2 separate regions of the Homo sapiens genome follow, and region 1 is linked to region 2. The links are chromatin loops, found by intact Hi-C in ENCODE. Cell type or tissue: GM12878. All regions are shown on one strand. Each heading gives the region's core, and the rest is flanking DNA. Links, peaks and the distances in the headings are about the cores only.

Region 1 (16,084 bases), core at 6,751-10,750, 150 kb before region 2:
TAATCCAGATCAAGAACACTGCAGAAGAATACGGCAATGGAATGGAAGCCTAAAGTCAGATCTAGAGACATTACAGAAGGAGAATTACCAAAATTGGTCACTAGTTAGTCATAGGCATGGATGATAAAGAATTAAAGATGAGGCCACGGTTTTGAACTTCAGTGATCAGCGAAATTGTAGTATCATTAACAAAAATAAGAAACTCCAAATTTTGAAGGTCAAAGAGAATTTAAACATCACTTATTTGAGAACTTTCTCTTCATCTGTGTGTTATTATGTGTTCCTGCAACAGTTTAAGATACAGGGATTGGGCCGAGCACGGTGGCTCATGCCTGTAATCCTAGCACTTTGGGAGGCTGAGATGGGTTGATTGCCTGAGCTCAGGAGTTCAAGACCAGCCTGGGCAACATAGTGAAACCCCATCTCTACTAAAATACAACAACAACAAAAAAAAAATCAGCCTGGAGTTGTGGTGGGTGCCTGTAATCCCAGCTACACGGGAGGCTGAGCACGAGAATTGCTTGAACCCGGGAGGTGGAGGTTGTAGTGAGCCGAGACCGTGCCACTGCACTCCAACCTGGGCAACAAAGTGAAATTCTGTCTCCAAAAAAAAAAAAAAAAAAAGATACAGAGATTGGAGAAAGAGTATTCAAATTGTAATCCTGTTTCTGCCATTTGGTAGCTGTGTTACCTTGGGCAAATTATATAAACTCTCTTGTTTCAGCTCCATCTTCTGTAAAAATGAATAATAATAACCTTCCCTACTTCAGAGGGCTGTACATTGTCTGACACACCCTTGTCAAGTGGTCAATAAGTGTTACCTAGCATTATTATTACTATTTTAGCAAAAATTTATAATACAGTGATTGACAGATATTTGAGATACACATTCCATAGACATGGACTATGTGAGACTAAGGTGAGACTATACTACTGCCCCCCAAAGTAAGTATTCCACCTTTCAAAGAGACTACAGCCCAAACAATGAAAACCATGACAACTTTCAGTTGAGAAATTACAGTCACATAGACAATCAGTCAAATGTTTAAAATGGCATATGGAGAATCAGGAGTTGAATCTAAGTGTATTTTAAATCAAAGGGCAAAAGAAAGCAATTTCACAAGTATAAGAAATAAGTATTCTTTCATCTCAGTAAATTCACATATCAACCCTTTAAATCCTGCTGCTGGTAGCTGCTTCCAATTCAATACACCTGTGGTTTTTCAGATTTTCAAGATTAACTCTTCTATCTGAACCGTACATAACTTTTACATTCTTTGCTCACGGTCTGCATCATACTATACACTAAAGTGCTTTTCCATCAGTTTACTGTTCTCCAAGAATATCAACAGGTTTTGTAATTGAATATCATATTAGTAGTGCTACTGAAGGAGAAGTGATGTTCTAGAGACTGTCATTCTATGTTATCAAGGATTTTGTATTATTAAAAATAAATTCATTGGTCTTTTTATTTTTGTTCATAATCAGTGTCCTGGGGAATGGTCACATTTTCAAAGGCTGTGGAATAGATAATCCTCTTTCGTGGTAACTATGCCACACATCTTAACAAATTCCATGTCTGTGTGCTTTGTACTGATTCATCAGACCATGCAGATGTAGACACAACTCAGTTGTAATTTAGTGCCAACAAAATTCTACTCTTTGGAAAATTTTTTTTTGAAATCAGTTCTCTCCTGACTTATACACTTTTCATTAGCTTTGAAAATACCTACTCCTCTGTGTTCACCAGTATGAACATCTGGAATATTGCATGAGTGACGCATTTAGTTTCTTTTAAAAATAAAAACTTTTCAGATATACAAAAATTATTATAACTTATGAAAGCATAAGTACAAGTGTAATGTTCAGTATAAGCATCCAGATGGACATGGCTTTAACAATTTGGGACTTTGGCAGTGACTACCAATGGGTAGTTTCCTTTGAAAAAATGATAATAAACACTCCATTTCCCCTTCATTAAGTAAAAAGTGGTTGAATCAAAGTCACTTCTCATCATTTTCTACAACTCGATACTGAACTAAGCAAGAAAAAAATTAGAAATTTGAGATGTTTGCTGTTCTTTGAATTAGAATCATACAAGCCTCTACTTGAAGTCTGGGAATTTGGTTTAAAAAAATAATATAAGTAGTCAAAATGGATAATTCAGAAAAAAAAATTCTTTTTTCCTCAATACTTCCACACCCATTACTCTTAGCTTTCATTTCCTCCCCCAAACTCTCCTGATTTGTAATCAGAAAAAGTAATTGGACAATAAAATATTATTGACAAAGATTTATGCATCTCTCTAGGCACTTACTGTGTTAAAAGCAGAATAATCTTGGACAAAGGAATATTTTATCTAAACAATTATTTCAGTTTAGTTTGAGTTTATAGAGAACACAAATTTTTCCATGGATTAGATGAATATACCCAAGTCATGTAAAAATAAACTAAAATGGACTACAAAATATTATCTTCAATTCATTAATGCTATAGGTTTAAAAAAAACAAAAGTTAAAAATTTCTAAAACCACAAGTTGGCTATTAGCACTAAAATGAACACCATTTGTGGGTCATACAGTCACCTTGTGAACTATAAATGAGGCACTGGCCTGAGAACTGAAAGGTCATTTGAATGTGTGTTATCTTGCTGAACATGATGATGTTTAAACTAGTTTCCACTGAATTGTAATCTGCTCCCAGAAAAAAAAAAAATGATGCTTTTTTTGTAGAAAAGGGGCATCCATTTACACTGTGCTTTTTAGTTGGAGAGAGGGGAAGAGGTCAGTGGCCCATCATGATTTAGTGTGCCTGGGCGTACGGGTAATGTAATGGAGCTGTCAACACACATTGCTTGGGGAACATACTGTGTGTTCATTTTCATGCCTTGTATGAGATAAAAATTCCTGTACTCTTATAAGAAAGATATAAATTTCCCAGTGATTTTATAAATTCAATCATGAGATGATAGACTGTCTGAGCTCATTACAATACAATGTCTATAAACATTTTTTAAATGTCTGTTTTCTAAGAGGATGAACTATACGAAGATGAAGTAGCAATAACAAGTTTTAGTACATGTAAAAATATTGTATTTATTTATTTATTATTTTACATAATAAATACAAATAGTGCTATTCTAGGTATTTGGTATCTGAAATTTACATATCTTTATGTCAGGGCCTCTGTAAATTAGGTTAACTGATTTCATTTGCCTTAATTGCTTCTATAATATAACAGTCTCTTGATAAAGGTTAAGGCTTGGTCTTGACTATTAAGTGCTCTTAGACTGGTTAATTGAGCCTATATTTGGAGTATATATAAATGTAGTATATTTCCCTCTAATGCTTATGGTGACTTGAGCAATCCAAAGGACTTCTTTAGAATCTGACTGGAAATCCCTAGAGTATACTCACTGATGTGGAATGGTATTAAATGTCTACAAACCTTATCTCCAGTGAGAGCAAGGGAGGCAGAGAAGATGAGTGGTAGCATTTGCTTATTACTGTGATATAAATACTCCCAACATGGACAATTTTATGCCACTAACATTATGTCATGGAACCCAGAATTGAGAAATCATGCCAATGTGAGCTGACCTCACCGACCTCTTATTTTGTAACCTCAATGCCTGACGGTAATGACATGCAGTTGAACTTTGCAGGGGAGGACACTGAAAGTAGGGTCTCAGCTATTCTCTAACAGAAATATTACAAAGTTAGCCAGGCACAGTGGCTCACACCTGTAATCCCAACACGTTGGGAGGCCAAGGCTAGTGAATTACTTGAGGTCAGGAATTCGAGACCAACCTGGCCAACATGGTGAAACACCTTCTCTGCTAAAAATACAAAAATTAGCCGGGCGTCATGGCACGCGCCTGTAATTCCAGCTATTCCCGAGGCTGAGACAGGAGAATCGCTTGAACCCAAGAGGAGGAGGTTGCAGTGAGTCGAGATGGCACCACTGCACTCCAGCCTGGGTGACAGAGCAAGACTCCGTCTCAAAAATAAATAAATAAATAAATAAATAAATAAATAAAATATTACAAAATTGTTAATATGTTTCGTCTCCCAAGACAGAGAGTAAGGGATGTAAGAAATTCTATAGAACCCTTCATACATTTCTTTCATTTGTTATTGCCTTACAGTATCATATTCTAGGAATGCTGGTGACACTTTATGAAGCTCATCTTCCTCCAGATGAAGAAAAGGTTTCTATTTGACCAATGGTGATAGGCTTCCCCTCACCACCAGCATCAGCATACAATATTGAATTTTCCAAAGGTTTTCTCACATAGGAGTTACTCTTGGCCTTGTGAAAATCAAGAAAAAGCATTGGTAAAACCAGATAATTTGTCCAAAGCTTCAAGTCCAGATATACCTTACTGAAAATCTGGAGCTTTTGACCCTTATGTAGTTGAGAAACCTGCACTGGGGTCCACACTGGCCACACTGTTATCATTTTGACCTGGAATTTGATTTAACTCTGGCTTAAAATTGATTCCAGTATCACTAGATCTTAGCTATTTATGCTTTCTGATAAAGCGTTAAGACTGTCCACCTTTTATATAAATAATTGTATAGCTATTACTTTTCCCCAAAAGGTTTTATTGTCACCAAGTGTTTTTTACCCCTGAAATTATTCAATTTGTTAAGGAGACTGCCTCTACGAACAAAGAATCATGGCAGTAAACACCTTGTGCTTGCATAGACGTTAGTAACTTCTATGCTAAAAGTGTGATTATCCAAGGCCATTATTTAATAGCATGTATTTTTCTTTGTTATCTCTTCTAAGAAAACTTTGAATAAAATAAAATATCAGGAAACCAGTAAGTGATTCAACAAATGGGAGAGAACCGATTTCTAGTGGGTGTTCTAGAGTTCATTTAGATTAAGAATCTCATTTCTAAGAAACTGATACTAAAAATGATAATTCTGGTGTATGACAGAATCTTGATTTATCAAATAAGATGCTTACACTCAGAAATTACCAAGGCAGGTATATATATTAAAACTTCTAGAAGTATTTTCAGCTCTGTACATTGAAACAAAATTTTTTTTCTGGTTAATTATATGATAATCAGTAAATATTATCAACTAAAAATTTCCTGTCCTTAGGAGCACTAAGGTTTACATTTTTTTGTAAATCATTTAGAACAGGCATGACAAATATGTGGCATGCCTGCAAGTACTCTCCTGTCTTCCATCCACTTCAGGCATCACTAATCAATCAACTTCCTGCTGAGCCTAGATGTAGTCTCAGAAAACAATTTTTCAGAAAGTACCAGAGAGCTTCAGCCATTGATGAAAACTTACTTGCTATTCCTAGTCTGGATTGTCATAATTCAATATTAAGAGTTTATGTAACATCCAGTCAGCTTCTGATCATTAAAGTATTTCTCTGAACATATTAAAGAAGGAAAAATTATATTACTAATCAGGGGATCTCTAAGCATTTTAGTTTTTAAAAAATAAAGTATGTCAATACTTAACAGTATTTAATGCACACAAAAGTTATTTTTAAAATATAATAATTACATATCAGAATATATAAAAGAAAAAACTCTAAAAATAGCACAGAAAGAAAAACTTGTCAATAATGCTAGTAAAAAATAGAGCTAAAATATGTTATAAGAAGTGAGAGTCAAAAACTTAGGGCATCTTTGTGTAAAATACATTATGTTAACAAAATAAGCATTTTACATTTAGAAATGTACTTTTTCTATATGTAAACATTATTTTCTTATTAAACATATGAATATTTCTTTTTATCATATAATGGCAAAGAAAAATGTAACTTTATTTTTTAATTTATAAGTTATCAATTCTCAATAAACTAATTTTTTAAAATATTTTTTACCCATACAAAAAACGAATTGCAATTAGAAGCTATATCATTATTTTAATATTCTCTATTATATTAAGAGGCTTAAATAACTTCCCTAACTTTAATAATCATTTTACTTAAATGTCATCAGAATTTTTTGAATGAATTGTCCTGGGTTTTTGAAATTTATAGATAATCTCCATTAGGTAGCTATTACATGGAATCCTCCCTCAATTAAGAGTCAGAAGATCTGGGTTCTAAACCAAGCTCTACCATAAATTACTTATATGAACAAGGAGAGGCTAGTCCTCTGTAAAATGTATGGGTTGGGCTAGAAAATCTCTAAGACCCTTTCAAGTTCTAAAATGCCATTTTATTATACTTAATTTATCTATACATTTTCAGTATTTTAACTATCAAGGAAAACTGACATTTTATTCTGTAGTGTCTGTATGGACCTAGTTGTTTTGGGTTTTTAAAAATAAGACGTATTTTTATGTGGTGATGTGTAAACAAAAAAATTTAATTGAAATGATTTAATGCTTCTTTAATTTGTTTAATTATTGAGGATCATAGCATAGTATTGTTGGACTAAAAGTCAATGGTACACTTCAGGAACAGCATGTGTGAGTCTGCTGAAATCGTTAGCAAAATTATTTGCATGTTTGTTCACATAGTGTTCATTAAGTAATTAACAGGGCCCATGACCCAGAAAAAGTATAAATGCTATCTGGGTCAGACCATCATGTTTTGAGGGCATAGTATCAAATCTATAGATTGTCCTGACTTCAAGAATATATATATAGGTCAGTATATATATGTCAGAATATATAGGTCAGATTTAGATTCAGAACACATACCCCTGCAGTTAGCAGAAAAATGCCCCTGAACACATGAACATCATCTGTCTAATAGAATAATTAGCCATTCTGAGCACTTCATTACTATTAGTGATCCACATGAATGGAACAATGGAGCTTCCTGTTGATCAACAGGCATTTAAAAAAACATTACCTGATTTGGAATCCGGAAGGTAAGGATTTGAATTTTTACCCTATTGCTTGCTTGCTTGTGTGATCATAGGCAAATTAATCTTTCTGAGTCTCAGTTATGTCTCTTGTAAAATGTAACAATACAAATTTTATCACCTGCTATTACTTTTTAATCTCCCAAACATTTCTCAAATTATACTCTACCCACCAATGCCCACCCACTCTTCGATCACTATCATCTCTTGCCTCACTGCAGAATTTCACTGGTCTCCCTGCTTTCACTGTGGTGTGTGGCTTCTCTCTAACCATTAGTGTGCTGGCAAATAGCTTACACACAAAAAGTTAATAAAATGAAATTAAAATTAAAATCCTCATTTCTAGCGTTTGCCAGTTTCAGCAATATAAATACTCCTGCTATGGCTACCAATGTGATGTCACTAAACATAGAGTTAAGAAGAAAAGTGCTCAACTGGCTCTAAAGACATAGTATAAGTAGATTCCTCATGCTACCAACCAGGAAAAGCACCTCATCTCTCTCCTCATATATTAATAAGCTTAGATGACTTATTAGAGACATGACTATGCATAAAACTCTGTCAGCCCTTCGGATTCTTGAGACAAAAGGAAGAAACCTCACCAACAGAAGACACAAAAACCAGCATGAGAAATATCAGATTCTTACTTAATATTATCTTCAATAGAAAATAAATGCAATTACTTAGAAAATCCTATTGCCTGATTTCAGTCAATTGGAAGTTATGAATATTTTAGCTCAGTGCCCTATTTTTAAAAAGAATAAATTAATTAATTGACTGAGGCCAAACACATGCTTTCTAATATTATTATAAGCAATTAGAGAAATAAAATGCATTGCAGTGTTTAACACAATATCTAGTACATAGGAAGAAATCAATAAATGATTCTAGTGATTATAATTCTTATACTGTCTGTAAAGTTTCCCACAAACAAAAAACAAGTTCTCCAAAATAAAATAGACAAGTGGAAAGTGAACCTCAGGTGAAAAAAAAAAACAACAAAAAAAAACATGCTCATGACACATCTTGGCTTTGCTTCATTAAATATAGCCTAACTTTTTTAACAAAGATAGAATAAACTAACCATTTTCCACAATATCTATGTTCTGACTTAGCAAAACAGGGCCTGTATAAACCTGAAAATAGGAAAACACATCTCCCTAAATTCTGGGTGGTGATTTGTGAGTCAAAGAATACCTTTCCCATAAATATGCCTTCACCCTTCTACCTCTTACAGAAAGAGATTTATACATCCAAGCATGAACTTAAAGCCCTAGAAAAACAGGCCGAGCACAGTGGCTCATGCCTGTAATCCCAACACTTTGGGAGGCCAAGTCGAGTGGATCACTTGATGTCAGGAGTTCGAGACCAGCCTGACCAAAATGGTGAAACCCTGTCTCTACTAAAAAGAAAAGAAAAAATTAGCCGGGTGTGGTGACAGGCGCCTGTAATCCCAGCTACTCAGGAGGCTGAGGCAGATTGCTTGAATCTGGGAGGCAGAGGTTGCAGTGAGGCGAGATCGTGCCACTGCACTCCAGCCTGGGCGACAGACTAAGACTATATCTCAAAAACAAACCACAACAACAACAAAACCCTATAAAAACAAGAGGAGTGTTTAAAAAATAAGGTTAAGGAGAAAGAGAAAAGAGCACATTGCATTCTTGTTCATTGAGCAGTCTCCTTCTTACAGCCCCAGAAAACTTCTATCCTAGGTACTACAATCACAATATATTTTTTAATGTTTTATTTCTTCAATTACATTGGGACAAAAAATGAAATGTTAATGTAAGCAATAACATTTTTTATCTCTGTCTTTTAATTTGGGAACCAATATTAGGAATTTGATGCATGTGCTGGATTTCTCCATATGTTTCATGATGTAAACTCCGATACTTCTCTGGTCTGCATCAGTGAGCTCCCTTGTATTTCAGCTTTTGGGTGGGTTTGGCCAGGGAAACATGAAGGAGAGATTGGAAAGCAAGAGGAAAGATATATATTTCTCTATCTGGCTCCCTCCCTGACTCTCCATGTGCTTGTATTCAAAAGTCACAGTTACTGTCCAGCAACCTTCCTCTGTAGCTACACATGAGACATCTGGTAAGAAAAAGATGACCACTGAAATAGAGTAAGTAATAAGAGTATATGAAGGAATGACATATAAGGAGGTATACGAGTTTAAAGGAAACTAACAAAGGATGATGAAGCACCCTAAAGATAGCAATAGTGAGGAGCCTTTACCCCCCTTGGCCTGGAAGCACAAAGAGAGAGAGCAGTTATATGTGCCTGCCTCTAGATGTAGCTGTAGCTGTGACTGTAGGACAGGGGCATACGAAGGCACTGCCAATCCATAGCCAGGTAAGTGCAGTGCTAATGAAATAAGTACCCCAACCTCACACTTTAGTAATTATTCTTCCACCATGTAATTCTTAAGGATATCATATTATAATGACATTATATAAGAAATGATAGGTATTCTTTAATAACAGAGAATGGTCACAGTATATTGTTAAATAAAATAAGCCCTTTGAAAAGGGATCTAGAACTAGAAATACCATTTGACCCAGCCATCCCATTACTGGGTATATAACCAAAGGACTATAAATCATGCTGCTATAAAGACACATGCACATGTATGTTTATTGCGGCATTATTAACAATAACAAAGACTTGGAACCAACCCAAATGTCCAACAATGATAGACTGGATTAAGAAAATGTGGCACATATACACCATGGAATACTACTATGCAGCCATAAAAAATGATGAGTTCATGTCCTTTGTAGGGACATGGATGAAATTGGAAATCATCATTCTCAGTAAACTATCACAAGAACAAAAAACCAAACACCGCATGTTCTCACTCATAGGTGGGAATTGAACAACGAGAACACATGGACACAGGAAGGGGAACATCACACTCTGGGGACTGTTGTGGGGTGGGGGGAGGGGGGAGGGATAGCATTGGGAGATATACCTAATGCTAGATGACAAGTTAGTGGGTGCAGCGCACCAGCATGGCACATGTATACATACATAACTAACTTGCACATTGTGCACATGTACCCTAAAACTTAAAGTATAATAATAAAAAAAAAAAGAAAAAGAAAAGGGTGATAGTGTTGGGTACAGGAATTTGATAAATATTATTTAAGTTTTTAAAAAATTGTCCTTCCTCTCTCTTTTTCTTTGTTTTGCCAAAGTCTACAAAGTCCAAAGAATTAAAGACCAATTATAGAAAGTAATTTTTTAAATTTTCTAAGAAAATATGCAAAAGCAGTGGCTCATGCCTGTAATCCCAGCACTGTGGAAAGCAAAGGCAGACAGATGGTTTGAGTCCAGGAGTTTGAGACCAACCTGGGCAACATGGTGAAACCCCATCTCTACAAAAAATACAAAAATTAGCTGGGCATGGTAGTGTATGTCTGTTGTCCCAGCTAGCCAGGAGGCTGAGGCAGGAGGTTCAGCTGAGCCCAGGAGGTTGAGGCTGTAGTAAGCCATGATTGTACCACTGTATGCCAACCTGGGTGACAGAATGAGACTCTGTCTCACAAAAAAAAAAGAAAAGAAAAAAATATACAGAACAACTTTGTAACCTTAGGCAGAAGAAGAAAATGTGTAAATCGTATTTTTAAATGTTAATAAATTAGACTATATTAAAATTTAAAATTAGATACAAAATATACATAGAGGGTTAAAAGACAAGTTACAATCTAGAAGAAAGTGTTGGTAATGTATGTTATTGATAAGGTAACTAAAATGTATATAAAACTCCCACAATCAAACAAATAATGCAATACAAAATGAGATGCCACTAAAGGTAACAACTAAAATTATACTAAAAAGTAGCAAAAATTTTAAAAAGTGGAACTATTCCATTTAGCACAGTGGTTAAAGTATACATCTGGATACAAAGGGTCTGAGTTTGAATCCCAGTCATATCAATTATTAACTGAGTAACTTTGGTCAAACTATTTACTTTTTCTGTACCTTTATTTGTTCATCTGAAACAATATCAGATAATAAAAGCATTTGATTGTAAAGTTTTTGTGATGGGGAAGGGAATTAACATTTTATGTAAAAATGCTTAGAAAAATCCCTAGCTCATAGAGCCATATGAATGCTAGTTTTTAACTTTTCTATTATTTTTATGAATGAACCTTCCTTTGGGGAACTCAAAAATCATTCTAAAAGGTATATGAAAGACTAAAAGTCCACAGATTCCTAAGCCAAATATGAAAAGAAAATAAAGAGGGAGAATTGACCTCCTAAATGCTAAAACATACTGCAAAGCAATTATAATCAAAATATTATACAGCAGAAAAAAAAACAAATGAGCCAATGAAAAAGTTGATGTGTAATTTTTCAAATACACAGGGAAATGAACCACTTAGGGGCATCAGGAACTATACAGACATCAGTGTTCATGTGACCAAACTATGCAGTAAGTTTTCCAAAACCTTTAATCAGGGAACTCTTGTGTGAGAGTGTAGGATTTCACCATAATCCCTAGTCTATGGAAAATGGTATAGGGCCCCTGATCTGGATGCAACTGTCAAGAAATTAAACTCTAGCGATGCTCCCAAGCTTGTGCTAAAACATGCCATCCTAGAGGAATATCAGTATACTTTTTCACACATATTGGGGCACTAAATCATCTATCTTCCTTCCTATAATTCATGTAGATCAATATTTCTAAAATGAAGACAATTTTCCTCCCTGGTTTCTCTTACATAAAAAGAGGGATTAGTAGTTCTAAACAAAAGGACATATTCTATAACCAACTGCAAATCTGTAACTATTGTAGAAGAAATCATTGATAGATTGCTCTGCCAATAGGTTGAACTACCATGTCAGCTATCCCTAAACATTCCTTCTCTATCACAAAAAAAGCAAAGTAAAAATTGTCCTATGTGGTGCCCTCAGTTTTTAGCTGTATTATAATGGAAATGTGGTTTGCCAAAATGTATTGAGGTCTCTGACATTACATCATAAACATAGCAATCCAAAGGGATCTGCTGCTAAATTTACTTTATATATATCCCAAACTGTAACTCATAAAGACTGCTGATGGAATCATGGCTGTTTCTGACTTGTCTACAAGTAAAGGGCTCATGTTTACTGTGATTATGAATAGTGTTACCAGTAGAGCATAGATGGCTACAAAACAGTGGCAGAGGTGCGCTCGTGCACTCAGGGGATAGTGGTGAACATTATCTCCAGTTATTTATTCTCTCTGCCAAATGACATGAAGAGGTACAAGATATGCAAGAAAATCAACGTGTAGAAACATGTTCCTAACAAGTCTCTGACAGCTAGACAAATTGCCTTACCTTTTTTTGTGGGAAATAATGAAGAGTGATAAACCAAACAAGTTTCTCCATATACAGGGAATATCCCTATTCATTAGCACTAAGTGGATAGGTATCTACATTTATCATGCAATCCCAGAAAAGCAAAATCTTGAGGAGCAATAATTTTCTTAGTTAAGGCAAGCAGTGGTAGAAAGGACAATCTTGAAGTGTGTATCTGAATAAAATCAACCACCACAGATCCCTGCCAGATGTGTACAATAGTGAATTAACTCATGGATTAAAGAACTAAAGAAAGGAAAGAAAAAGTGGTGTAACATTGTCTCCTGGTGCACATCAAATATCCCTATGATCCTCCATATTGTGGAACCTCACATCTAGTTAGGTATGGGTCATGTGATCTTCTCTGTCTAACCAAGTGTGAACAGAAATAGCTTATGTCATTTCTAGGCCAAGATAATAAAGGATCTATATCCTGCCTCTATTTATCTGTTCCTTTTTTGTAGTAGTTTGTAAGCCCTGTGTTCCAGATGGCACACTTACAAGATTGAGAACTGCCTCACCCACGTCAGATCTTGTTTGAAGAAAATGTAAACTTTTACTCTACTAATTTACTAGGATACTGAAGTCTATTTGTTTCTGCAGCATGACATAGTCTGCCCTTACTAATACAATGGGTACATAGCCTTATAACCTGTCCATGGGAAAGAACCTTGTAACTATGAACCTGAAGACAGAAGCTATTAAAAGAGAGATTTGATTACATAAAATCTGTTACCATTGTATGTCAAAAGTACTAAGAACAAAATTGAAAGATAAAATTGAGAAAAATATTTCATTCCTCTTGCTCTCTCTCTATATATATACATATATATGTATATATATACATGCACACATATATGTAACAAATCTATACATGTAGCAAAAAAGTATCACTCTCTTTAATATGTGAAGCATTCTTAATGATCAATAAAAATTACAAACAGGAATATAGGCAATGAAGATTAATAGATGTACCACAGATTGCATCTTATTGCTAACAACAGAGACCAGAATTAAGCAAATTAGAATTTCATCCTTTATGTAAAAGAAATCTGGACATAAGAGATCTAGGACTGTTAAGGCATTTGGGTACAGATATGGCTTGTCTATGTGTCCCACTTAAATTTCATGTTGAATTGTAATTTCTAGTGTTGGAGGTGAGGCCTTGTGGAAGGTGATTGGGCCATAAGGGTGGTTTCTAATGATTTAGCACCATCCTCCTAGTTCTGTCTTACGATAGAGTTCTCATAAGATCTGATTATTTATAAAAGTGTATAGCACCTCCCCCTTCCCTTTCTTTCTTTCACTCTCTCTCTCTCTCCTGCCAGCCATGTGAAGATCATGCCTACTTCCCCTTCCCCTTCTGTCATGATTGTAAGTTTCCTGAGGCCTCTCCAGAAGCAGAAGCCTGTACAGCCCACAGAACCATTAGCCAATTCAACCTCTTTTCTTTATAAATTACACAGGCTCAGGTATGTCTTTATGGCCATGTGATAACTGACATACAAGTATTATCACGGACCCAAGCTCTTTCTTTCGTTTTTCCATTCTTAGTATGTGGCTTCCATTCACAAGGTCAATATTGATTTAATTTAACTACTAAAGCTTAAACCATCCTGTCTACATTTCAAGTAACTGTACCAAGAATTTTCCAAAGCTTACATGTACATCTCATTGGCCACCTCTATATCCAGGGCTGCTGAAAAATTTCCAATGTTATGTTAGTAATGAAGGAAAGAATAGACATGGTATAGATAAAGTTCCCTCTTTGTCCAATCAAGCACTCATGCCCTCTTTTCCTATAAGAAGAACACACACTTTGTCCTTCCTTAAACAAGTAGCCCCAATGTTATATTCAGTTGCAGCATCCATACCAATATCCAGAACCTCTAGTTAACACTCATTCTCTTCCATTGGGTCCTAAGGGGTTGTTTTATGGTCAGGCAACCTGTAGACTAAAATATGTTACCTATACTCAAGATTGACAAACAATGGTTATGAAGGAATAAGATACCCTGAAGGACACACATGCACACACACACACACAAAAACACCTTCTTAACAGAAAGAGTGAGAGTAGGGAAACATGGTAATCTCTGGTCCTGTCGGGCAGGAGTAAGAAAAGGTCCCAGTCCTGGCATGAAGTGAGTGCCTAATTAGCCAGTGGGAAACTCCTGTTAATTCCTCTAAGAGGATCTCCTTGGTTCATTGTTTTCCATGGCCTCTGGTTCAGGGGGGACAGAGGTGGGTTCCTGGGAGTACTTTCTTTCTGGTGCTTACACAATTTCCAGCCCTTGTTGGTACTTATTGAACAAACCACAGATTGTTTTAGAAGGTAAGGCACTGGCTGTTGCAGGAAAAATTTGTGGGTTTTCTGGCAAGACAGTTCCCTAAAAATATATTAGGCTTCTTATCTCTTAGCTTCTAATTGGTTCCATGTGTTTGGCCACAGTTTTTATATTTGAAGATTCTGACTTTTAATTTTCAAACTCTGTGCTTTGCTTCAGTGGGAACACATTATCATTCATTCTTAATTTTAAGGCAGGTTTATGTTAAGTGCCTTGCAAAAATTCAGACTGCCAAAAGTAAAGGCTAAGATAAATGAAAAGTTTAGACAAATGATAAATATTGCTATATATCTAGGTAGTGGGTTCATGGAGATTTTTTAAATTATCACCTCTACTAATGTATGTATTTGACATTTTTCATGATAAAAGGTTTTCTTTTAACAAAACAAAAATAAAGGGGAAAGAAGATACTCATTTATTCTCCTAAAAATATAATGCAGGCTCAGGACCTACACAAGACCAACTGAATAAAAATCTCTGGGTGAGCATTTTTAATAAGTGTCTCTGCTGAGTCTTCTGCACCTTAAAATTGAAAAATACTACATTAAAAAAGTAAGGGGAAACCATTTACAGTTTTATTCCTCATTTAACAATGTGTCACACATATTTTATAAAACTCTACAGTATTTACATTTATCACTTTATTTTATTTGCCTCTTCTTTTTTCCATAAGTTATTGGGGTACAGGTGGTATTTGGTTACATGAGTAAGTTCTTTAGTGGTTATTTGTGAGATTTTGGTGCACCCATCACCTGAGCAGTATACACTGCACCACATTTGTAGTCTTTTATCCCTTGTCCCCCTCCCTCTCTTCCCCCCAAGTCCCCAAAGTCTATTGTATCATTCTTATGCCTTTGCATTCTCATAGCTTAGCAACTGTGTTCATCAGGGATATTGGTCGGTAGTTTTCTTTTTTTGTTATGTCTTCCCTGGTTCTGGTATTAGGGTGACACTGGCTTCAAAGAATTATTTAGGGAGGATTCCTCCTTTCACTCTCCCGTGGAATAGTGTCAATAAAATTGGTACCAATTCTTTGAATGTCTGATAGAATTCAGTTGTGAATGAATCTGGTCCTGGCCTTCTATTTTTGGCAATTTTATTATTACCTTTTCGATCTTGTGACTTTTATTATTGGTCTCTTCAGAGTTTCTATATTTTCTTGGTTTCATCTAGGAGGCTGTTATATTTCCAGAAATTTATCCATCTCCTCTCAGTTTTCTAGTTTATGCATGTAAAGGTGTTCATAGTAGCCTTGAACAATCTTTTGTATTTCTGCAGTATTAGTAGTAATATCTCCCATTTCATTTCTAATTGACCTTATTTGGATCTTCTTTCTTCTTTTCTTTGTTAGTGTCACTAATGGCCTACGAATTTTATTTATCTTTTCAAAGAACCAGCACTATGTTTCATTTATCTGTTGTAATTTTCATTGTTGTTGCTGTTGTTGTTGTTTCAATTTCATTTAGGTCTGCTCCGATTTTTGTTATTTCTTTTCTTCAGGAGGCTTGGGCTTGGATTGTTCTTCTTTCTCC
Region 2 (16,084 bases), core at 5,345-9,344:
TATTAGAATCACCTTTTGACATCTTTGAAATCCTGATGTTCAGGCCCTGGCCCGGATCAATCACATCAGGATGTCTGGAGGTGGGATATTTTTAAAGTATTTTTAAAGCTCCCCAGGTAACTACAATATGCAGCCAATATCGAGAATCTCTAAGGGTGGAAATAACCAGTCCGAGTTTTGTTATCAGAAGCAAATCTACAGGTCTGCAGCAACCTAAGTTCTTGCCTCCTCAGAGGAATGAATTTGACTGAGGAGCATAAGGCAGAAGGAGAGACTGAGGCAAGTTTTAGAGCAGGAGTGAAAGTTGATTAAACAACTTTAAACCAGGAATAAAAGGAAGTAAGGTACACTTGGAAGAGGGTCAAGCAGGCGACTTGAGAGAGTAAGTGTACAGTTTAACCATTGACTTAGGGTTTTATACATTAGCATGATTCCAGGGTCTTGTGTTCCTTATCCCCTGATTCTTCCTTTGCAGTGGGCTGTCCACATGTGCAGTGGTCTGCTAGCACTTGGGAGGGAGCATGTGCAGTGTGTTTACTGGAATTGTATACATGCTCACTTGAGGTGTTTTTTCCTTACCAGTCCAGTGTTCCTAAAGGAAGGTCATCCGCTCTTTTGCGTCTTAGTGCACATGCTTGCGCGCACTCACCCAACTCCTGAGATCTTATCAGGAAGCTGCTGATCGCCAGTTTCAGGTGTTTCTGTCTATTGGAAGACTGCCTTTCCCTGGTGCTGCTGCAACCAATTATTATTTTAGAGAGACTGTGTAACAACTGCCTGACCATCACCTGATGGTTACCTGACATTCCTTTGGGATAGGGGGCTCTCTCCTGCCCTGCTCCTGTGTGACTAGCTACCTACCATTACAGTCTATTTTGGTTGGTTGTCCTGCAGTTCTCCTCTCTCTTTTCAGTGTTCCACTCTCTGGGCTAGAGTTGCAGAGTTGTCACCCTGAATGTGATGACATGTGAACATCCCTCTCCATCTTGACTATAGCTCCAACAGGGAGCAGGGAACTGGGTTTGCAGCTTCTAGGTGGCTTGTCTTCCACTGGATCAAAATATTTAAGTGTTGAAAACTGAAATGTGAAAGAACAATGTATCCTAATTTCATTTATTTATCCAACAGTTATTTAAGCTGAATGTAAACATTACCTCTCACTCACTAAAAGAAATGTAGGTTATACTCTATTTCTAACTTGCTTGCACAAATTCTGACACAAACACACACACACAGAGAGTTATATAATCTCTATTGAAAATTTTTGCTTAAAACTTTGTCGCTTTGTGTATTTCAGAACTGTGATGGGAAGAAAGGCAGGCAGAATTGTTAGGCACTCTAGGCTCCCTATAACTGCCTGTTTTGTCTGTGTAAGACTGGACACACAGAAGATAAAATTAAAATCTCAAAGATTATTGACGTTTAGCAGTAAAGGTGTCAAAAACAGATACAACATTTTATACACAGCATTTCTCTGCTATTCCAATTCCCAAAGGGCATTGTTGGTAAAACTTTAAATTGAGTGGGGGATGATTCAGATTCCTCAGAGAAAACAGGAAGCCAGGGTGAGCATCCAGGGTCAGGCAATCAAAGCTAATGAGGTGATAAAGGACTGGAAGGCTATGAGTCATTGACACCTGCTGGAATTTTTTTCTGGAACACGTTTGAGTATACTTTTTATCTAAAATCTACCTCCACTCCTTTTTTTCCCCTAATGTGTTTGAATCTGGTCCAGCGTGCTCTTAAATCACCTCAAGGGTTGGGATGCTTTGCTCAGTGTCTGTCATAAGAACGTGAAATAAAATAGCAACACTCTGACTGGTGACGGGGAAGTAGAGAAAATTTTAAAATGACCTCCAGTTTATATCTAAGTCCATTTAAATCAGGGGATGGGATGGGCCCAAACTCCAGCAGGGCAAGCTCAGAATTTTATGAGTCAATTGTAAATGAGTTTGAAAACAAGTTTAGAACCTAAAATACAATTTGATTCAAAATTCCTCTAGGGAAAAAAAAAAAAGATTTTAAAACACAGCAAAATGTGGCCAGGCACGGTGGCTCACGCCTGTAATCCCAGCATTTTGGGAGGCCGAGGCGGGTGGATCACGAGGTCAGGAGATCGAGAGCATCTGGCTAATACGGTGAAACCCCGTCTCTACTAAAAAATACAAAAAATTAGCTGGGCATGATGGCAGGCCCCTGTAGTCCCAGCTACTCGGGAGGCTGAGGCAGGAGAATGGCGTGAACCCGGGAGGCAGAGCTTGCAGTTAGCCGAGACCGCGCCACTGCACTCCAGCCTGGGCGACAGAGAAAGGCTCCGTCTCAAAAAAATAAAATAAATAAATATAATAAAATAAAACACAGCAAAATGCACATAAAAGGGCAAATTCAAGGGTAAAAATATTTTACAAGTTCCAGTAACCACACACACACACACACACACACAAAATCCTATTTAAATATGGGATAGCGGGAAGCTGACATTGTACAACAACAACAACAAAAAAGTACCAGGCTGATCCTGATATTGTTTTAACTCTGTCAGTAACTACGAGCCCTGAGGAAGTCATATACAGTTTTCAAAACCTTAGGTTCTTCATACTTAAAAGAAAGGTAAGGCGTAATTAGTATCTTCCACATCTCCAAAACGTTTAGTTCTGTATGTACTTGGAAACTTCAAACTTCGGATTGTCTAAAAGATCCACATGTTTGTTTTATAAAGAAAATTGCTTTAAAATTGAATTTGGTACTTACAATTCCCTCCCCCTTTAAAAAACTAAAACCACCTGAATTCACCCTACTTCAATTTAGTCTATAGAAAATTAACAATGCTCTACTAAAATGCAGGCATTTTCCATAATGCAGAAAACGTTTCAAGGTAAAACATCTTTATAGAAATTGTTTCCCCTTGAGATTGTGCCACCGCACTCCAGCCTGGCGATGGACTGAGACTCCATCTAAAAAAAAAAAAAATTGTTTCCCTTTAATTCTACATCCCAAAACTGTTTTAATTAAAGAAGACCATGGGGCCAGGTGCGATGGCTTACGCCTGTAATCCTAGCACTTTGGGAGGATGAGGTGGGCAGATCACTTGAGGATCAGGAGTTCAAAACCAGCATGGCCATTATGGTGAAACCTTATCTTTACTAAAAATACAAAAATTAGCTGGGTGTGGTGGCAGCCACCTGCAATCTCAGCTACTCGAGAGGCTGAGGCAGGAGAATTGCTCGAACCCAGGAGGCGGAGGTTGCAGTGAGCCAAGATTGCACCACTGCACTCCAGCCTAGGCGACAGAGCAAGACTCCGTCTCAAAAAAAAAAAGAAAAAAGAAAAAAGAAATAAAAGAAGACCATGAAGTCAAGTAACTATCTCTGGAAAGAAAGAATAGATTTTACTATTCATGGATGGGATTTTTCAATGTTTGACCAGCATACCATCCTCTTCCCTCTTGCAAGTTTTTCTTGCTGAATCCTTTTTTCCACCATCATCTTACCTCCCAACAACAGAAATACTTCTCTTAGTTTTCAGTTTCTTCATGAGTTTGTGGTTCAAAAAACTGTCTTGTCATTTCCAGAAGATTTTACTTCTTCCCTCCAAGTGATTCCAACATTTGACATAATAGAGGTAACTACCTTTTTCCTTGAGAAATTCATTAGCTATTTTGAGGCAAGTTTTGCTAATAGGACTTCATTCTTATCAGAAATGGTCTGCCTTTAGCTTTATTGTCTAATGTGATGGCAACCATCCAGTTTTAAAATGAATAAAGACTTCAGATTTACCATGCAATTCATAGAAGCTAAAAGGTGAAACCCATTGTGAATCTACATTGATTTAAAGTACAGAGAAGCTTACCATGTAATTCTGTTGTAAAACACTATGGATTTACTGTACGATATAGAAGCTCATACTGTAGCTTTATTGTGAGACTCCTATTCACTGTGCAGTAGCATCAAACCAACTGAGTCACTTTACGGTGAAACTCTGATTTAATATGGATCCCAAAGGATTGTATTATGTCTCTCTATGGTAATAAAACTTGAAATTTTGTTAATTCATTGTGAATTTCTCAGTAGAAGCCCTTCCATAGCGAAATTATTAATAACAAAGTTCATAGTACAAATATGCCCAAATCTGAGAGAGGAAATAACAATGTGATCATCTTTAGTGTTAATTCACTTTAAGATTAACTATATTTTATAAATACTTTGAGACTGCTAGTGACTATCTTCATTTGCCCACATTTTATTTCCTATTTAGAAAAGTCTATTCATCATTATTTGAACTACAAAACTAAATAAGATAGCATAAAATAGATTATTATTTGAGGAGTGATATTTTAAATATTCAGGAAAAAAGTATACTGTGGGAAGATTGTCAAATTTGAAAATTATATAAAAGAAGCCATAAAGTGTATAAAATTTTATGCTATTTATTGGTCTAAATACCATAACTAATTTATAATATGTTTCCTAAATTTATAGATATTTTTCATTGGGAAAGAGTTATTGTTTAAAAGATTATAAATCTGTTACTCATTAGAATAGGCTTACTTTTCTTGAAATTTAATAAAATAAGCTCTTTTCAGAAGAAACTCAGTGTCAAACTTTTTTTATGTATGTTGGGGTTTTGTCCTTTTTATAAAGTATTCAAATCTGTCTTTTTCTTAACTCTGCATATTTCTTCTCTAACTTGTAAATGTGTGCTTAGCAGTAAGAAAATGAGTGAATAACCCTGTATTTCAGTCCTCTCTATTCAAGAAATACATTGTGATTTAGTGTGCTAGAAAGATTCTTTTGAACTTTATAGACAGATACAAATCTGTAAGATATCTTCCAGAAAGTTTCATTTTTGAATGTCCTCTTTTTCTTAAATGTATATAGAATTTAACTGTGAAGAATGATGTTTGAGGGACTGCTTGAATCTGATATATCATTATATTTTCTGTCAGTCAAAAACTAAATACCTCGGCAGTCTATTAAAAGTAATGAAGTAAATTATTTTTAAAAAATCACACACACTCAAAAAAAATAGTGCTCCTTTATCCTATCCAAAGCAATGAGAATTATTGAGAATGGAGAGAAGGAAACAAGCCAAGAGGCCAAAACACATTGAGATTAAAAGCCTGAAACTAGTCCCACATTTGCTTCCTCCTCTCCCCCCAGCGCGCACAGCATGTCTGCCCCCAAGGGAATTCCTTTTTTTAAGCTGTAGCCCCCAACTAAAGAGGTCTCAAACTGTGTGGGCGTGGTAAAGAGAAATACATGTCTTCTCTCGTCACAAAAGATTAAAAATTCTGAAGGTCATTTGCAAATACTTAATTCCTGCTTCCTTCTCCAACTGGAATAGTTAAAAAAACAAACAAAAAAAATTTTTTTTTAATTTAAATGCATGCTTAACAAATATCAGGTACTATTTTAGTAGTTCTGCATGCATTAACTGATTTAATCCTCACGTTGACTTTCGAAGTTTTATTGCGACCCTCATTTTACCAATGCAGAAGCTGAGCACAGAAGGTTAAAAAAAAAAAAAAAAAAACTACCCAAAGACTCAAGAGATAGTAAGTGGTAGAGCTGAGCCTCCAACAAAACTACCCAAAGACTCAAGAGATAATAAGTGGTAGAGCTGAGCCTCAAACTCAGATAGTCTAATTCCAGAGACTACACCATGTAAGACTCCACACTCAACTTCCCCAATAAGCCTAGTGACTATACTTTTTCAGGTTGTACAGTTGTTTGTGTTTCTTTGTAGAGATTTAGATCTATTACAGATAAATACATTATTTCCTTCTATCCCATTACTCTCTCTGTGTGTGTGTGTGTGTGTGTGTGTGTGAATCTGATGTGAATAATGCATTTCAGAATTCTTTACAGTACTGTGGGCAAATGCAATGTGTAAAATGTCCTTTCCTGTTGTAAGTACATATCCTGAAATAGCTGTTTCTGTCCTATGAAAATCTGCACTTATTATTAACAAGAATAAAGAGGTGTTGCATAACTCCAACTAGTATCAAACAAAAACCATGTGATCTCTTGACATTGCAAGAATTTTCCCTCTTGGGAATATCAGATAGCTCAAAAAGGTTAAACGTGCTGCCAAAATTATATTCTTAAAAATATCCCAAACCATATAAGACAGAAGCCATTCAATCAGAAACTATTCTGTATGGAATCTCTCTCCTTCCTAAAAGAAATAAGTGATGAAGTGAAATGAGATCATTCACATGTCAAGAAGGTATTAACTGTCTTAGCTGCAATCTTGATTAATAGTCATCACATTGGACCTAATAGCACAGTGGATAACATACTTTTTTAAGCATGTAAAAGCCTTCCTCAGATATTAAGAAGATATTCTAGGTATGAGAACAGCTGTTTGGCTTCTGTAGCAGTTTAGAATAGCAAATGTTAGCTCCAAGGGCACACGAAACTATAAGCATAGAAGTGGCATCTTGAAAGCAGCAAAAACCTCTGTGGATTTTTTTTCCCCTCAGATTCAGGGCTTATGGAAACCTCTGTGAACTACTGGACAGGTCTTGATCTTGCAGAACAGTGCTTCTCAAACTTAAGCATTCAGAGAATATGCCTAGAGCCCTTGTGAAAATACACATTTCTGAGCCTGTCAGTTTGCATTTCTAAAAAGCTCAGAGCTAATGCTTCTGCTGCTACAAGGACCCCAGTTTAAGTCACTTTGAACAGTGCTATTTCAGGGCATCCTGTAACCACTGTGAATCCTGAAACTGCCTCACTTTTTTCACTATTCTATTCTTTTCTCTCATACCAGTGAGACAGAGAAACAGCTCTGGCAACCATAAGGTCACTGTGCAGCATAGGGCTTCTCTAACTGGGAACGTGAGCATGAATATCAAGTATTTCTGAAACGGGGGAACCATTCTATCCCACCTTCTCCATGAGCTTCAATGAGGCAGGTGGCCTTGCCAATTGAATTCTTGGTTGTTGTTTCATTCTATGAAGAGAAGCCATGAGGATTTGTAGTACATGTAGGGTCTAATTCAAATGCTCTTTGCAGATTTCAGTCAAGACATTTCTTTATTCTCCACTTGGCTTTAGGCTTCTGTTAATCTAACCCATAGCATAGTTTTCAGTTGAAGTGTTGAGTAGTTAAATCATACAATCACTCAGTGTCACATCTTAAGAGGGATGTCCAAAGAAGCTTAATATAATACATTTGTGAAGCTTCTTAGCAATAGGATCTGACTTTGTATGTAGTATTTTTATGTAAAAAAAAAAAAGGAAAACAATTAGTGTAACAGATTTGTTGTTATAGGTAAAAAGGACATGCTCATTTAATGGATGGGGGAATTGTGGCTCTAAAAATTAGAATACTTTTTCAAGAACGTGTGTCAAGAACATTGAGAGACAGACAGCAGGCCTGCTGTGTGCCACAGTATGTGGAATGATGTGAAGCTGTAGCTGAAGCAAGCTGCCAAGCGGGCCTCCTAGGTCCATCATTGGATAAAGGACACAACTGAGGCTAGAACACCTACAGTGCCAGAAAGAATTGAAGTAGCACTGAGATGGCAGAAGAGAGGGAACTCGAGGATGCCCTCACCATGTGAAGAGAAGAGACTGCATGTCTCACTAGCCCTCCTAGCCTGAAACAATAGGCGGCAGCAGATGACTAATTACCAGGTGTGAGAAGGGACTTCTTCTAGAGGGAGGCCAGTGAAGACTCTAAAAATAGTAAAGAACCAATATGTAGATTTTTAGGCCAACAGAGTGAGGAAGAGGTGATAAATTAAACACCGATGTGTTGACTTTGAAATACCTGTGGGACATTTGAGTGGATGTACACTTTGAGAAACTAACTTGACAATCATTCGCTTATAAGTAAAAATTGAAGGTATAGGCTTTACTGTCAGCATCATTGGGTTTTTATGCCATCCCACCAGGACTTCCTTTGCCTGACCCATCCGTGTTATAATAGAGAGAAAAGCCATGTTCACACAATGTGACATGTCCCTTCCAGGCCACAGTTCACTGGATGAGGAGTCAGTGCATTGCCCACATTAAACTAATGAATTTAGAGTTTGGACTAGAATAGACTAGCTTCAAACAGGTTGCTTGTTCAACATAAAAGATGTAAATTTGGGAAGTTGTTTCAGCAGCCATTTGCCATCATGTCGAGAAAGAAACAGAGAAAGCCAGTCTAAAGCAGGAGTGAAAGGATGATGCTGGCATGAGGAGAAACACAACAGAGGTAAGAACAGATAGAAAAGATGTCCTGGGTTATCTACAGTGCTTCAGTTTCAGGTTAGATTCATTCCTAACACCTAGACACATTGAAGGTCTTAGAGTCCATGAGGCACTCTTCTATCTCAACCAAAAAAATTCCTTATTTTGTTTAATCAGGTTCAGTTTGATTTCCATTACTTTAAACCAAGAGTCTTGGCCAGGCACAGTGGCTCATGCCTGTAATCCCAGCACTTTGGGAGGCTGAGGCGGGTGGATCACTTGAGGCCAGGAGTTCAAGACCAGACTGGCCAACATGATGAAACCCTGTCTCTACTAAAAATACAAAAATTAGCCAGGCATGGTGGTGCGTGCCTGCCATCCCAGCTACTTGGTAGACTGAGGCAGGAGATTCATTTGAACCTGGGAGGCAGAGATTGCAGTGAGCCAAGATCGTGTCAGCCTGGGTGACAGAATGAGACTGTGTCTCAAAAATAAATAAATAAACAAATAAATAAATAAATGTCTTAATCCATGGAAAATAATAGTAATAATAAATAAGATGTTGTGGAGACAATTTTTAGAGGGAAGAAAGGACCAAGAATGGAAGGATCTTGAATAATATTCAACATCGAATTTCAGGCAGAAAAGAGGAATTCACAAGACATTGAAAAGCTGAGAAGTGGCCAGAGAAAGAACATCTAGAACCTCTAGTGCCTTTCAAGTCAAAAGAAAACCATTTTGACAAAGAGGTAGAGGTCAGCAATTTCAAATTCTGTTTACTCGTCATAAAACATGAATGAGAAATGTCCCCTGTATTTAACAAGTGGAAGGTTATGATTAACCTTGGTGAGAACAGTTGAAGGGGACTGGTGGAGGTAGAAACGAAAATATTTGGGGGCAGTGATGGGAAGCTATGAGGAGTAAATAGAGGAAGTAGAAAGAGCAAGGACATGTAACTTAATCAATAAATTTGATTTTAAAGACAAGGACAGAAGTGAGAAGGGTACTTCGGATTAATAGATTTTTTTCCGTGTGTATGTGTGTGTGTATGTGCGCGCGCGTGTGCATTATGCACCTTGCAACCATGTCAATGTGCTTAAATTCTGATGGGAAAGAAACACCAGGAGAGGAACATACTGGAGATACAGTAGAGATTGGGTACTCGCATGAGAAGGCCACAGGGGTGGGATCCTGCCAACAATGAGAGGCACCCCTTGCACTGAAAGTTAAGAGAAGGAAGAAAAGTGCTAAGTCTGAGATAAGACGCCTGTTCTTTGTCAGGGAATTAAGGAAGTGTGGCCACGGGACACAGCACTATTAGAGTTAGTTGTATCTGCCCTTTGCTAGCCACATTTCTTTTCCTTCTTCAAGTGCTGGGGACATGGGACCTTATAACCCTTGCCATCCAGTGAGAAAGGTAGTTGGAGCCAAAGAAGTCTGTGATCCAGCCCAAGACTTCGCATTGCTTGATCAATGGCATCCTCCTCTATGCTGTTTTGTTCTCTCCTCACCACATAAATTCTATCCTCCATCCATAGACATTTAGAAACATTTGTTCTCTCACTTAAAGTTAAAAGCTCTTTGTGGGAGAAAAACATGTATTGTCCAGTTTTGTATCTTCCCCTTCGTAACTTACATACAAATGGCTCTCAAAAGCAATTATTTCAAAAATTGAATAAAAATGCTACCTAGTGTCTAACTTAAACAACAATTCATTATCTAACAATCCTTTTTCACTTCAAACACTGAAGTATCATTTCTGTTTACCTCATAAAAAGTGAATTGATATATATGTTTTCTAGTGATCACAGAAAGAAGACACTTTGTAGCATTTATTTAATTTGTAGATATTGTAGAAGCTCTTATAATGTGATTCATTTTAATGAACCTCCAAATAAGTAACAAATTACTGGATTTTCTTTTTTTCATAGTTTATTAAAGATTTCTTCTTTAGTTCTTTTCAGACTTATTTATTTCAAATCTATTGTAGAGTCATCCAAAATTTAAGACATTTAGATTAATTTTAGGCATTACAGAATGCAGCTAATGTTTCTATGGTTTCATATTTCTACGTCTCTTGAATGTACCCTTAAATATTGGTAATATCGTATCCTGTCAACACTCCTTTCCCCCCCCCTCTGATATTGAGCCTGTATTTAATATCTATTAACCTAAAAATATTCAAATGCAAGTCATGTGATTGGGAATGCCTTTCTGCTGTTAGTATTTCTAATACATTTTTTCAATTTTCATTTATTCAAAGTAACTAGATTGAAAATCCAATTACTTTTATGTTTAATATTCAGCTTTGCTCTGAATTCTGAGCCAACACTGTTTAATGGTACGTTGCTGCCCTCTAGCTTATGTTTGAAAAGTTTTCTATAATGTAACAATTTATCCAGTAGTCTCTTGGATATGCCCAATACATTGATATTCATTTGTATTTAATGAATCCTATATTAGCAGTTTTATAAACATTAAATTTTTATAGTTATTAATTAAAGTGTTATTTTTCTTTCCAGGTAAAACTGATCTTATTAATCTTAGGAAACATCTTGAAGAGACAAGAAAACCTTTGTTATGTCATTGTGTAGCAGGTTCTCAGCCAATTTCTTTTTCCCTTAATTTACACATTTCGCCTCCATATAGGTTGGCTATTTTCAAAAATCAGTGTGTTTTCTTATCTTTTATTTCTTAAGCAGCCAGAGAGAAGTATCAACTCTTTTATGCTCTCAATGAATGCAGAGTTCTTGTCAAAGAATATTTCTAAAAATGAAACAAAATAAATTGATTGGCACTATTTCAAATTCTAAGGATGGTCAGAAATTTCAGCCAGGTGTTTTTTGTGTTCAAACAAATTAAGAAACTACTTAAGGCTTGAATTACTGTTATCTGACCAAAGTTCTGAAATAATGTTATGGCATCATACTTCTTTGTCATAAGACCTTCTGGCCTGGATAGAGTTATCAAGCATGTATCTACTACCTACTTCTGTTCATTTTAATGCCTAGAAGCCTTAAAACTAAAATGTAATATTCAGCAAAATTTTCAGTATTGTACTTAGCTGAGACTGTAGTGAAGGGCATTCTGGTGTAGCACAGAGACCATGAGACTGAAAGTAGAAACCTGGATTTGATTCCTAGTTCGTTCAACACAACAACTTTTTAGGGTCTTAAATCTCTTGTTTTTAAAAATAATAAGTCTACCTTTCTCATAAAATTGTAGACAGCATGAAATAAGGAAATGAATGAGAAAGTGCCCACACGATGTATGTTATGTACTAAGAGCTTAATAAACCTTTGTTTAATCCGTATCTAGTATAAACATTCAATTGTTCCTAGTCTTCTGATTAAGAGTAATTCTCTGCCTTTCTTTCTTCTTCTCTTTTATCAAAGTTTTCTTGCTCTTCGCGTGTCTTTTTATATACTGTTTTTCAGTCAGGCTTCTTTTTAAAAATTCTAGCTACTTTAAGAAAAAAAGAAATTTATTTAAAAAATATTAGATATTTAATAGAATCTCGGAGGGCCAGAAAATCAGGTTCAGAAGAACAGGCTTGACTGTTCCAGAGACCCGACAGCCACTGGCACTGGCAATAGCACCACCAATGCCCCCCCACAATGCCACCCCAGGATGGCACCCATGGATGCCTGTCGCTGCTGCCTCCCTCAAGCTCAGCAGAGTGGAGTCCATGTTTTATGACTGCATCTGATTGGCAGAGTCCTTGTACCATGGTGTGTCCGGAATTGGTGGGTTCTTGGTCTCACTGACTTCAAGAATGAAGCCCCGGACCCTCGCGGTGAGTGTTAACAGTTCTTAAAGGCGGCGTGTCCGGACTTGGTTCCTTCTGATGTTCGGAGTTTCTTTCTTCTGGTGGGTTCGTGGTCTCACGAGTGAAGCTGCGGACCTTCGCGGTGAGTGTTACAGCTCTTAAGGTGGCACGTCTGGAGATGTTCGTTCCTCCCAGTGGGTTCGTGGTCTCGTTGGCTTCAGAAGTGAAGCTGCAGACCTTCGCGGTGAGTGTTACAGCTCATAAAGGCAGTGTGGACCCAAAGAGTGAGGGCAGCAAGATTTATTGCAAAGAGCGAAGGAACAAACCTTCCACGGTGTGGAGGGAGACCCCAGCGGGTTGCCAGTGCTGCCTCAGGCAACCTGCTTTTATTCTCTTATCTGGCCCCACCCACATCTTAATGATTGGTAGAGCACAGTGGTCTGTTTTGACAGGGCGCTGACTGGTGCGTTTATAATCCCTGAGCTAGACACAAAGGTTCTCCACCTCCCCACCAGATTAGCTAGATACAGAGTGCCAATTGGTGCATTCACAAACCCTGAGCGAGACACAGGGTGCTGATTGGTGTGTTTACAAACCTTGAGCTAGATACAGAGTGCCAATTGGTGTATTTACAATCCCTGAGCTAGACACAAAGGTTCTCCACCTCCCTACCAGATTAGCTAGATACAGAGTGTCCACACAAAGGTTCTCCAAGTCCCCACCAGAGTAACTAGATCCAGAGTGTCGATTGGTGTATTCACAAACCCTGAGCTAGACACAGGGTGCTGATTGCTGTGTTTACAAACCTTGAGCTAGATACAAAGTGCCGATTCGTGTATTTACAATCCCTTAGCTAGATATAAAGGTTCTCCACGTCCCCACCAGACTCAGGAGCCCAGCTGGTTTCACCCAGCGGATCCCGCACCAGGGGCTGCAGGTGGAGCTGCCTGCCAGTCCTGTGCCACCAGCGGGCACTCCTCAGCCCTTGGGTGGTCCATGGGACTGGGCGCCTTGGAGCAGGGGGCGGCCCTCGTCTGGGAGGCTGGGGCCGCACAGGAGCCCACGGAGTAGGGGGAGGCTCGGGCATGGTGGGCTGCAGATCCGGAGCCCTGCCCCGAGGCAAGGCAGCTAAGGCCAGGCAAGAAATTGAGCACAGCAACTGCTGGCCCAGGTGCTAAGCCCCTCACTACCCCGGCCGATCGGTCGCTCCGAGTGCAGGGTCCTCCGAGCCCACTCCCACCCAGAACTCGCGCTGGCCCTCAAGCACCGCGCGCAGCCCGGGTTCCCGCCCGCGCCTCTCCCTCCACACCTCCCAGCAAGCTGAGGGAGCCGGCTCCGGCCTTGGCCAGCCCGGAAAGGGACTCCCACAGTGCAGCGGCGGGCTGAAGGGCTCCTCAAGTGCCGCCAAAGTGGGAGCCCAGGCAGAGGAGGCGCCGAGAGCAAGCGAGGGCTGTGAGGACTGCCAGCACGCTGTCACCTCTCAATGGCAGCAAGAGAAATTGGGAAGGTGAGGTTCTGACTTCTACTTTCTGAGACAAGAGCCCAAAGAAGAGGGATTCCACAAATCTAAGAGAGCTATTGAAAGGTTCCACATGGCTAAAAAGCATGACAACTTCACCTTGCTCTTTTTTGTTTTTGTTTTTATTGTTGTTGTTCTTTTGATCCCCATCAAGCTAATCAAATGGTGTTTACTCAGGAGTTTCTAGAAGCAGAAAACCTGAAGAAGTTCTAATGGCAGAAATTGCAGGATCAATAAAAAAACACAAACTGTTGGACTTCTCCACTGTCTCTATTCCTCCCTCTCTCTGGGTAGGTGAATTTGTGTGTTTTATACTGGACAAGCATAGTATTGTACTATGCTAATAACATATGCATTGATTGATTAAACATTAATTGAATTCCAGAACATATGCAAGGAACAAGAAGTATTAATGCAAATGTAAGTAAGATCTGTACCTTTTATTCTGAGAATTCACATCCTAATTAGCAATTAGGAAGTATCATGTAAACCCCTAATTATAGGCAGCATGAGAAGAGCTTTAACAGGGAAGGCACTGTGCACATAGGTAATGTTTAAAGACACAAATTCTTACCCCTGTCATAGAAAACCCAAGGTTAAAGGTATTGTCCAGTCATACCTATATCATAAACATATTGGTGAGTGTATTTTGTCAAACAGGTGACTGGAGATATGTCAATAGACTGTTCTGTTTTACTGATAAGCTCAGACTTCACTGTATGCTTTCAATTTTTATTCAGATTAAAGTTTTTTGATCTTTCATTGCCTTCAAATAATCATTTCAAGCGTTGTTGTTATTCACACACTGTAAAATGAAATTTTAGATTATAGAATGTCCTTGAAAATAGAAACTTGTTACTACAATACTAATGTTTTAATTTCTAGTCTTAAAATATTATCGCTTTTAATTTACATTTCTTATGTATACTCATTTAATTACCAACTTTAAATTCAGTAATCACATTTTTCCCCTAAGCTTTGATTAGAACAATTATAGTAAATGAAAATAAGAAAGCAATTTTTGTAAAGCTATTTATAAGGCACCCTTTTCGAGCCATAAAGAAGCTTTCCAAATAGCTTTTTTCAGCATTAGGTCTACAAAAAAAATTATTTATGTTCTGCTTAAGATACACAGATCCAAAACTCTTTCATTGTCTGCTCATCTTTGTTTTGGTCTCCCCTAGTATGATGGCTCCCAGCTGAAGGCTTAGCACACAAATGGTGCTCAATAAGTGCTGCTGAATGAATGTCTGACCCTCTTAACCCAGACCAAGAAGGTAGAAGCATCAGCAGAAAGTCCTTTCAACAATAGAAAGCCTATGAACAGATGAAAGAAATAGAAAAATAGATAACTGATTTTTACATGTACCTACCCCAATTTGTCTTTGGCCCTGAACTCTGCTGGCCAATGCCTCTTTTTGGGTTGCCTTAAAGAACAAGAATATACATCAGCACACACCTAACTGAAATCTTGGTGGAAACTGCCACACCAACTTACGTTATCAACTGATTTGTAATCTATGGCTGAATATTTTCTTTGACTCACGACTGTACACTTAATACTGAAGATAATATTCCTAGTTATATAATTCCTTCACATGGCATCCTGAGTACTGTGTTTTTAAGTTATGCTAATAATGCGAAAGGGGAAAAAACGGCTTCAAACACTGTGATTATCAGACTTTTTACAGCATCTTTACTCATTATGGTAAAATGAAGTCAATGCATTAGACATGTTTCATTAAGGCCCGTGGACTATAAAGGGATATGCCACTTTATAGGGATGGGTTAGAGCCAATCCCATTTTTTGGATGTGTGGATCCCTTTGATTAACTCAGATTATCCTCTCTAGAAGTGGGAATATTGAGGAAGTCGTCTTTCACTGGTTCTTATACCTTTGTTCTTTCATCCCCAAATCCCTCAAATTCCCCACTCATATGCACACACTCACACACAAACACACATACAACACACACATGGAAAAGAGAAAATAAATTTCATTGCAACTAACAAAGAATCAAAATCATTGTGGCTTAAAGAAGATAGAAGTTTGGTTCTCTCTCAGGTAAACATCTGGATGTAGGCAAGTCAAACTGCTCTACAAAGCAGAGATTCCACCTTATTACTGTACCCTGTGGAGCAAACCTCCCTTCCCAAGGACATAATCCTAGCCACATTATCTGTAGGCCACTCAGCAGGAAGGGTGAAGGCAGCAAGAGAAAGAAAGGGCAGAGCACACAGCATCCGTCATTTAAAAAAATGTTCTAAAGTGTGGTAGGGCATGGTGGCTCATGCCTGTAATCCTAGCACTTTGGGAGGCCAAGGCAGGCTGATCACCTGAGTTCAGGAGTTCAAGACCAGACTGGCCAATATGGTGAAACCCCATCTCTACTAAAAGGCCAGGCATGGTAGCAGGCACCTGGGATCCCAGCTACTTGGGAGGCTGAGGCAGGAGAATTACTTGAACCCAGGGGGCAGAGGTTGCAGTGAGCCAAGACCCCCCCACATTGCACTTCAGCCTGGGTGACAAAGCGAGACTCCATCTCGGAAAAAAAAAAAAAATACAAGAAAAGAAAAGAAAATGTCCTAAAGAACTTATATGCAACACTT

The links. Hi-C counts contacts between places; a loop is a spot of excess contacts. Peaks named below come from ENCODE experiments on the same cell type or tissue, not always from the same donor. Only the 100,000 strongest peaks of a DNase experiment are listed, where the experiment ranks them.
Region 1: a loop joins it to region 2, with 9 times the contacts of the local background. A loop is called at or near these places in 3 of 110 quality-filtered maps.

What each region holds. Positions count from the first base shown.
Region 1 is chr6:63,112,223-63,128,306 of GRCh38, forward strand. No RefSeq gene overlaps it. Among named protein-coding and RNA genes, the nearest start is that of FKBP1C, 91 kb to the right of the region's middle. In GM12878, for the core only: a CTCF peak has its summit at 9,147 (motif pointing right); no DNase peak of the experiment used is centred there.
Region 2 is chr6:63,262,056-63,278,139 of GRCh38, forward strand. LGSN (lengsin, lens protein with glutamine synthetase domain) reads right to left here. Exons shown (of 4, transcript NM_016571.3): 4 at 13,896-16,084. Among named protein-coding and RNA genes, the nearest start is that of LGSN, 50 kb to the right of the region's middle. RefSeq lists a silencer at 7,646-7,695. In GM12878, for the core only: a CTCF peak has its summit at 7,594; a DNase peak (open chromatin) is centred at 6,646.